2 separate regions of the Homo sapiens genome follow, and region 2 is linked to region 1. Evidence: chromatin contacts called from ENCODE Hi-C or POLR2A ChIA-PET data. All regions are on one chromosome and are shown on one strand. The core of a region is the stretch at or near the end of the contact, and the rest is flanking DNA. Distances in the headings are between cores, read along the strand shown. Region 1 has its middle 170 kb from the start of RHOU. Region 2 has its middle 96 kb from the start of LINC02815.

What was found. Hi-C counts contacts between places; a loop is a spot of excess contacts on that map. ChIA-PET counts read pairs that join two places held with the same protein, here RNA polymerase II (POLR2A). Pooled maps may share reads with other maps.
Region 2: a pooled map shows a loop between it and region 1 (2.3-fold over the local background). The contact joins two enhancer-like sites. A Hi-C loop is called at or near these places in 1 of 50 pooled maps. POLR2A ChIA-PET finds 5 or more read pairs at or near these places in 2 of 52 experiments (SK-N-SH and WTC11).

The regions. Positions count from the first base shown.
Region 1 is chr1:228,901,718-228,906,512 of GRCh38, forward strand. No RefSeq gene overlaps it. Among named protein-coding and RNA genes, the nearest start is that of RHOU, 170 kb to the left of the region's middle. RefSeq lists a silencer at 1,365-1,659. Within about 2 kb of position 1,599, at least 16 of the 41 ENCODE cell types and tissues checked have a DNase peak (open chromatin) inside an H3K27ac peak, as active enhancers do.
Region 2 is chr1:229,056,142-229,061,035 of GRCh38, forward strand. No RefSeq gene overlaps it. Among named protein-coding and RNA genes, the nearest start is that of LINC02815, 96 kb to the right of the region's middle. RefSeq lists enhancers at 2,701-3,201, 3,829-4,328. Within about 2 kb of position 2,315, at least 16 of the 41 ENCODE cell types and tissues checked have a DNase peak (open chromatin) inside an H3K27ac peak, as active enhancers do.

The DNA.
Region 1 (4,795 bases), core at 349-2,848:
CTGGAAACACACTTGACACGCTGGAACCTGCGGTTTGAGCTACCATGCCTCATGGGTCTTATTTGGTATTCAGAATATGTCCTGGAGAGCAGGGAACTTAGGAGTGTAACAGTGTCATTTGGCAGGGACCAGAGACTAAGCGTTATCTTCTAAGGTGAGCTCTTCCTCGGGGCCCCTTCCACACAGCCTCCAGGTGGCCACTCCCAGCTTGCTGAGTGTCTGCAGAGCCCCTGCTATTGATGTGTGTATTTAGATCTCTTAGTATCCTCCCACCTAAGTAAATGAGGGGTCTCAGCTTAGCCTACACTGTGCTTCCCTGCATGTACATGCATGCACACGCTCAACACAGCACATACACACACTCAATACCCAGCACACACATGCATATACACCCACAGGCTGAGTGGCCAGTGCTGATGGGGAGGAGTGCTGATAGAGAAAGATTTGGGGGCCAGTACCCTGGGCTGAGAGCTTACATGTGGCCCTGGGATTGTGGCCAGTGTCTTGGAGAAAGAGACTACAGGTAGCGTAAAGTGGGTTGTTTTCAGGAAGGTCTGTGTTACACTCTGAGAGTATGCCACGACTCTTTAAGGCTCAGATGAGAAAGAGTGACAGAGTTGGGAAAAGGGGCATCCTCCTCACTTTTGCACAGGACACAGTGCCACCCTGGGCTGGGAGACTAGAAGGGAAGTTTGTGTCATTCAGTGCCATGGGGGTTCTTCAGTTTCAGGAGATGTCCCCCACCCCCCGGCAGGGTGCTAACCATGGAGGGCAACCACTGATGCCTCCAGCAGCTTCTGGACAGAAGATCCTGTAAGGAGCCAGAGAAGAAGGAGAGGGGCCTGGTGCTGTGCATGTGTGAGGTTGTTCAGGCTCCTTCAATGGCCGGTGCTGTGACATCTACATGTCTCTCTCTGTGTGTCTGTCAACCTACCTATTGACTGTCTATCTACCTACCTATCCTATCATATCTATCTCTATCTTTCATCTATTTATCATCTATCTACCAATCTCATCTATGCATTTAAATATGTATGTATGTATGTATCTATCTATCTATCGATCGGTCGATCGATCATTTATTTTTTATCTTGATTACACCAGATAAGCTGAGGATTTTGCAGGTAAGCACGTGGAAGCTAAAGGCCAGCAAGACTTGGTTAGGAATATCAATGCGTCCTCTCTCACGGCTACCAACCAGCCAGTGAGGGATTTGCAGTGTGACAAAACAGGCCTAAGCCCTGACTGGCTGAGGGAGCCAGTGCCTTACAGGTTAGTCAACCAAATGGGGATAGTGGAAAAAACAATGCACAAAAGGTTTCTGAAAAGCAGAAATCAGGGTGCCCTGGAGTAGTCATGGCAGTAAATTAGCGGCAGTCAGTGGCATGGTGCCCACAGCTGGGCTTTTCCCGGCCTCTTTTTCACATGCCACAGGGGACCGTTTGCTACAAGGGAGCCTCAGTTGGCACCACTCCACTGTTTATATTTGGTCATTTATTCCCAATCCTCATGAGTCAACCAGAGAGCTCTGCCAGTGGTGATGATTCTGCCGCGCTGTTTTATCTGGAGCAGTGCCATGGACTCTGTGCTGATGTATAATCCCTGAAGGAAAACAGGAAAAGATAGCCGTACACAGGCAAAATATGTACATATTTCACTGGCGCAGCCACAAAGCCAGAATAAGTCAACTAGTTCAGCTGAAACAAAAGTCAACCCAAACACTGAACCACACAAGCCCAGGAAATTTTGTTTAAAAAAAGAAAGATATGAAGAAGGAGGAGGAAGATGCGACATGCTCTGGGGAGCCCTGTTTCAGACTCTGTTCTGGTGATCCTCACGCAGGTGAAATCACTTTCCACAGTGGGCTTGGGGGCTTCGGGTGCTAACTCTTCCCCACTGTCTCACTGACAATGGTGGGCGCCCTGGGCTGATTCCTCACTATCTATCCCAACACTCTCCTTTCCTTCACCCAGAGCCTGGAGAGCTAAACCCTATGTTTCCCAGGCCCAAGGCTCCAGATGTGATTAGTATCTGCCAAGCAAATTCCCTCCTGGAAGGGTTGATTTCAGAGCAGAGTTAAGCCAAACAAGAGGCGGGACACAAGACTTCCAGTTTTGCAGGTGTGGGACTGTTGCAGAAAGATCACTGTTCCATGCAGTGAGCAGCTACAGGAACAGTGCTTCGATTCCTTGGAGGCAGCTTTCCCTGCGCAGCTCTGCAGACTGCAGTGCTAGTCGCGGCTTCCTGATTCAGCAGGCAGCCTCCTCAGAGCAGCAGGAGCTGTGGGGACTGTGGGGACTGTGGTGACTTTGGTGACTTTGGCCACCAGTCCTGCAATGTGGCTTTGGATGTAATTCCTAGAAGCTTAGCCTCAAATCTGTTTCCTCTGCTCTCCCAATGATTCTGTAAACTATTTCACACCCTCAATATTTCTTCTCCGCTTAAACTAGCGAGAGTGTATTGTATTCTGTGCAACTCAATGCTGATGAATCAGAGTATAAAATGGTTTAGAGCGGGGTTTGGTGGCTCACACCTGTAATTTCAGCACTTTGGGAGGCCGAGGTGGGAGGATCACTTGAGCCCAGGAGTTTGAGAACAGCCTGGTCAGCACAGTGAAAACCCCATCTCTACAAAAAATTTAAAAATTACCCAGGCGTGGCGGTGCATGACTGTGGTCCCAACTACCAGGGAGGCTGAGGTGGGAGGATCACTTGAGCCCAGGAGGTTAAGGCTGCAGCAACTATGAATGGGCCACTGCACTCCAACCTCATGACAGAATGAGACCCTCCCTGCCCCTAAAAAATAAATAAACCAGATTGGCCATGCTCACTTCACAGTGAATAGGATGGCATGGAGGCCCAAGGCAATCTTGGTAAGTTGCTAAGTTGAAGCCTAATGTGAATAATAAAGGAGTTTGCCAACTTTTAACTTTCCCAATTTCAGAAATTCTCACTAATCCCCCAACATTTATCCCCTTTGAGTTCCAGGAGGAATTCTTCCCCACATTTTAAACTATGCTGAAAGTATGAAACACACTGAGCTGGATATGTCTGTTTGAGATGAAATATCCTGGGGGACCAGTAGGGTCTGGACATCGTATACATGGAGACAGATAACCACTGTCGCTTATATAGGTTCTCTATGGTCAGCAAATATCCCTAGGGGGAATTGTCTCACAGCCATTCCCTATGTGTTGTATTTGGGTCAGAAAGCAGTTCTGAGGTTGCTGTTCTCTCCATGATCTGGCCAGTTCTCACCTTATCCAGACTGTGGTAGGCAGAATAATGCTCCCCAAAGATATCTGTGCCCAAATCTCTAGAACCTGTGACTATGTTATGTTACATGGCAAAGGGGAATTAAGGTTGCAGATGGAATTAAGGTTGCTAATAAACTGACCTTAAGGTAGGGAGATTATCTTAGACTATCCAGGTAGGACCAATGTCCTTGTTCAAGAACAAGGGTTCTTAAAAGTAGATGAGGAAGGCAGAAGGGAGATGTGATACAGAAGAATGATCAGAGAGATGCAGCATTGCTGGCTTTGAAGATAGAGGAATGTGTTCAGAACTAAGGAAGGGGACAGCCTTTAGAAACTGGAAGAGGGCAGCCAGGCACGGTGGCTCATGCCTGTAATCCCAGCACTTTGGGAGGCCGAGGCAGGTGGATCACCTGAGGTCAGGAGTTCAAGACCAGCTTGGCCAACATGGCAAAACCCCATCTCTACTAAAAGTATAAAAATTAGCAGGGCATGGTGGCAGGCACCTGTAGTCCCTGCTACTCAGGAGGCTGAGGCAGAAGAATAGCTTGAACCCAGGAGGCAGAGGTTGCAGCAAGACAGAGATCACAGCACTGCACTCCAGCCTGGGTGACAGAGCAAGAGTCTGTCTCAAAAAAAAAAAAAAAAAGAAAAAAAAGAAAAAAAAGAAACTGGAAGAGAGAAAGAAGAATTCTCCCCTAGAGCCTCCAAAAGGAATGCAGCCTGATCAAAACTTTGACTATTACCCAATGAGAACTGTGTCAGACTTCTGACCTCCAGAGCTGTAAGATAATAAATTTGTATTGTTGAGGCCACCAGGTTTGAGGAATGTGTTGCAGCAGCAGTAGACAACTAATACACAAACCTTAAGCCTTTCATTCATGTCACTCCATCAAACTCCAAGCGCGTTCATGGCTAAGGAAGCTGCTTTGGGGTTGTGGCTGCTGCAGGGGAAGGGTTTGCAAATAACTTTTCATTCTCTAGGAAGACTGGCCAATGGAAAAACCATGCTTCCCTTCCCTAAGGATGAATAGAAATCTTTAGTAACTTCATTTGGATAGAAACAATATGTAAATGATATGTAAAAGCAAATTTCTCAAAATTTATGAGGGCTGTATTGCATAATTCTATACAAACAGTCTGGTGTGTGGGATCCTATTTCCCTGAAAAGATGAAAAGATAAGCTATCCTATGGTGAAAAATTGAAGGCTGTATGAATTGCAAGGGGGGGAAATTATAGTTGAAATGCTATTATGAATCTTTTTGACCAGACCTGCCGAATATAATATTAAAATTTAAACACACTGTCTCAAACATTGCTCAAGAACTTCACGAAACCCCTTCATGTGGTCATGCCCTGTTCTCATGGCTGAGTGCGCGCTCTGATGAATGTTCCCAGAGGACAGGGACAAAGTGAGTGTCTCAGCTCTCTCTGCATGATCCTTTTAGGAACTCTTCTCACAGGCCCCAAGAGCAGAAATGTAACAAACATTTATTGGCCAAAAGGCACTCAGTTCGTGACTACCACTTGATAAAATGTTC
Region 2 (4,894 bases), core at 1,065-3,564, 160 kb after region 1:
AGGGAGTAAATGAAGAACTGATTATGCAGACTTCTCTGGGTAGGTGGAGGAATGACTGGTCTCATCTTGTCTATGTTCTGCACCTGGGAAGATAAGCTTGTAACTCACATTATCAATACAGAATGAACTGACTAGTTTTTGGCGCTAGCCTTAGACTGTAGATCCAAAGTTACAATTGACATGTGCTTATTTATAGGAGGCTAGCAAAGAATTTACTTATGAATGGTCTGTGGGGTAGTCCTTTGTAGATGTCTGAGGACTTTTACCTTCCAGAGGGGAACCACATAATGCTGGTAACAGCTCTTCATTTGGAAGGGAGTGTTATGTGACTCCGTCTCCAGGCTTAACCTTCCCTTTTGCATAAGGACTTCGGGGGTCCTGAGAGTTTTTTATTTTCCTTTACACCAAATTATACCAACAAACACAAGGGCTGACGAAAGAGGATTCAGCTGCATAGTGGGTTCCAGAGCCAACTATTAAGAGATAAAAGGACATTAGGTTAAATAAAAATTCAAATCAAAAAGTGAGGTCTCAAGGCTTTTGGTTTTGGGTTGTTTTTTGTTTTGTTTTGTTTTGTTTTGTTTTGTTTAGGGGACAAAAGAATCTTGTGAAAGTGTTCTAAGCAAGGAGTTAGGAGACCTCAAGTCTAAGATGAGCCAGGGGCATCAAGTAAGCTGGTAACAGCACCTTGCCTTATAGGCCAGCAGGCCTTGGTCTTACGTTATGGGTCACATAGCCTTAGTGTTATGGGTCACAGAACGCCCTAAGAGTAACCTGATGAAAATGATGGGCCAGGCAACTGAGGAAGCTGCACATCAGCACCCACTGAGTTGTTGCAAACTATTTTTTAATTGCATTGGAAATGTGTTCAGTCATATAGGCAGAATGTAAAATCAACCTAGAGAACGTAACAGGATATTACACGAGGACTTTTCCGGTTGTGTTAGGATCTTTGCTGAAAAGAACTCTTAACAAGCACCTGCACATTCTAAAGGAACATATTTGAAATAATTGCTAAATGGTGCTAAAAGGTGGCCAAATACTAGTTCTTTGAATTTTAACCAATCACACACCTCTAGGCTACATAATGGAAAAATGAACTCATTAAAGGGATGCGAAGATGCCTTTAAGGAAAGCTGGAGTGTCGGTTGGGTATATTACTACTGCCTCTGGGAGGAAGCCACCCTCCTCTCCACCCCTACCAAGCCTAATAACCAGTCCCAGAACAGGGGAGTCAAGGCTGCCCTCTCACCTGTGGATGTAGTTCAGGGGTCAAACCAGGAGAGGAAATGGAAGTGAGAATCAAGGGCATCCAAGTGAAACAGAGAAAGGAAAAACCACTCGATGGATCCCTGAGAGTGCTGGTCCAGCCTCCGTCCTCACCTGCTGGAATCCCACCTGCCTTTCGAGGCCCAGCTCCATCTGCCATTCTGGAAGCCTCCCACAGCTGCCAACTTCAACGGTGATCTCTTGACCCCCTTACAGCACACTTGGCCATTATGGGCCCTCGGATGCTGCCCAGGTATCATGGCAGCAGCACTCCCTGGGTCATAAGTGGCCTCTGCCACATGCATCTTTCACTCCATCCCCAGCCCCAGAGAAGACAAGCATCTCACCTCTTCCCCCTCAGCACCTTGCCAGAGGTGCTCAGAAAACAATTCATGAGTGATTACACAGCTAGTTAGGTACAATTCTGCAGGCCATTTGTCTAAACTCAGTCCCAGGCTGTTGAAGTTACTCCAACCTGGATACTGGATACCCCTAATTCTCCTAAAGTTTCCAGCTGGGTCCTGAAAGCTACAAGATACCTATCTTTCTCAAACATATTGTCCCCAGGCTGGGTCACCCAGTGGAAAGGCCAAAAACATGCTTAGGGCAATAGCAAGATAGGGAGCCCAACACTTTTTTTATGTGATGATTTACATAGGCATCATGAGAAAAACGCCTTCTTAAACATATGGCTTAGTGTCGGATCTGCTTTTAGTCGCACATGGGTGACCGAGGTGGGATGTGCCAGGTCTTTTCATGCTTGGGGCTCCTACTCTGCTGGCACCGACCCACGCCGTCTAAGATTGTGGCTTTTAAAGGTTCTGTGGCTTTTAAAGCACTTCCTGTGCAGGTCTGCTCCGCAGCTCCAGGCGCTACACCTTCTCAACCCACAGGTCAGGGAATAGAGGCCCAGAGAGGGTCAGGGATCCTAGTCCGGGGTTGGTGAGCCCCCTGGGTAGGGGATTTATTCAAGGGCTGGGGCAGATGCTGTGGATGAGGCTTCCCCACTCCCTGCTGTGCAAGGAGATCCTGTTGTTGGCATTGCCAGCACACCGCCAGCACTTGATCCTCTGGCTCAGAGCCCATTTACCTGAGCAACTTGCCGCAGTGCTCTGAGGTTCCATTTCCTCCATTACAAAACATAGCTAATAGTATCATATCTCTCTGGCCTAATACCAGAACTTTAATTAGGCTTAAATGAAACATAGGAGAAAACAACTCAACCAGGACCTAGCATGCTCCTTCAGGTTTTTGTTAAGGTTGGGGCCCTGGGGGACAGGAGGCCCCATCCTGGAGCAGGAACAGGAAAGTGTGACCGACTCTCCTTGACACCCTGAGTGGCAGATCCAGAGCGCTGTCACCAGGAACAAGGGGAAGCTCACCAGCGGGAGCCTCCCAGCCCTCCGCTGCAGTGTCTTCCGGGCTGCTAATGGGTTTCACGTGTGCAGAGGCCAATGCCTCAGTCCTGGGGATGGGGTCTGGGACAGCTCCTGTGGCTGTCTCCTCAGCCGTGAGCAGCCGCATCCTTTTACAAATAATGAATGCCGTTTTCCATAGCTGCCACGATGCAAGAAAAACTGAAAAAACAACCCGGGTGAGAGGACAGTCTGTGCTGCTGGGCAGAGGCCAAAACCTGAAAACAAAGCAGAAACTCAGACCACAGGTTGGCATTCTGTGAGATTCAGAGGACCTGGGTTGAGGAAGGAGTGTCTCCATGGTCACAGCACAAACGTCACTTAGGAAAATTTACACTCCTCTTCCCACCCAGGGGCCTCATTAAACCACCCACCGAGACATCCCCAAAATATGATTTGAAATGAGCAAAGGATAGTTTCTTATTTTTACGCACATTGTTATAAATGTAGCATCTTTTTTTAAAATGTGCTGTTTTATTGCTGTGTTACAGGGATTTGCAAACTTTTCCTGTAAAGGACCTGATTGTAAGTATTTTAGACCTTTGCGATCACACATACAGCCTCTGTTTCAACTACTCCGCTCTGCCGCTACAATGCGAAAGAAGTCTTAGGCAATAGAAAGGGCATAGAAGCGTTCCAACAATACCTCATTTACGAAAACAGGTAGGGGGACAGATTTATCCCACTGGCCAGTTTGTCACCCTCATGCTCTGTGATATGCCTTCTAAATAAAACCATTGTGTTTGTGCTGCAAATACAATTATAGGACAATTTCTCTTTCAACCAAACTCCTGCCTTCAAGCCCCTTCTATGTAAAAACCCTGGAACCACCCTTGGTCCTGCAGAACATTCCCGATACCAGCTGAGGTTTCTGTGCACCAACTCAGGCGGCCTCCCTGGCCAGAGACAGGAGGAGCCAGGAATTCTGAGTTAGTCCTGAAGACAGCCAGAGATCAGAGAGGTCAGTGCTCTTGGCTATTCACATAGGAAGTTGGTTTTCTGTTCTTTTCCAGAGAACTGCACAGATAATACACAGATCGATGCCAAGTAAAACAAGAAGGAAAAGCTGGCTCTGTCCAGGAAAGAGCTGACAACAAACGTGTCCTGACTGGGAAACGCTTTCTGCTGCTTCCTCCCTGCTGCCCGGCAGTGAGGGGAGAGGTGGGACTGGGGCCATCGGGCCCTCACGTGCCGGGCAGGGCTGCTGTGCTCAGCAGAGGATGTCTGTACAATCTCATTTCCTTGAGATTTTCAAGAAAAGGTGAGGTTTTCACTGCTTAGAATGAGGGATAGAGACAAGATTTCTTGAAGAACAGGAAGGGCAAGACTTCTTACAGTTTTTCCCAGTGCTACTATGATAATCATCATGGCCTGATGAAGGTTAGAGTTCTAATTTATTAATAGTTTCCTAAGTGCCAGGCACTGGACTAAATGTATAATCTCCACTTTACAGAGACAGAAGCAAAGATTTGAGATAGCCTGTCTAAAATCTCACTGTAAGTGGAAGAGCTGGAGTTTGAACCCAGATAAACAGAATGCACAGGATGTGTGTGTGTCTGTGTGTTTGTGTGTGTGTGTATGTGTATGTGTGTGTGCTATGTTTGTGTGTTTCTGTGTATGTGTTTGTGTGTATGTGTATATGTGTGTGCATGTGTGTGTGTGTGTATGTGTGGGTTTGTGTGTATGTGTATGTGTGTGTTTGTGTGTCTGTGTGTTTCTGTGTGTGTGTGTGTGTGTGCATAAAGAGAGAGAGGGAGAGAAACTTTATTTTAAGGAATGGGTTTACAGGACTGTAGAGGCCAGGGTGATCTAAAGTCTGTAGGGCAGGTGGACAGGCAGGAAACCCAGGGAAGAGTTTCAGTTCAAAACTGAAGACCGTTTGCTGGAGGAATTCCATATTCCTTGGGAAATTTCAGTCTTTTTCTCTTAAGGTGTTCAACTGTTTGGATGAGGCCCACCCGTGTTATGGAGGCTAATCTGCTGTCCTTAAAGTCTACTGATTTAAATGTTGATCTCATTTAAAACACCTTCACAGAAAAATTTATAATATTTGACCTGTCCAGGCGTGGCGGCTCACGTCTGTAATCCCAGCACACTGGGAGGCTGAGGTGGGAAAATCGCTTGAGCCCAGGAGGTTGAGACCAGCCTGGGTGACATAGTGAAACCTCGTCTTTACCAAAAATACAAAAATTAGCTGGGTGTGGTGATAC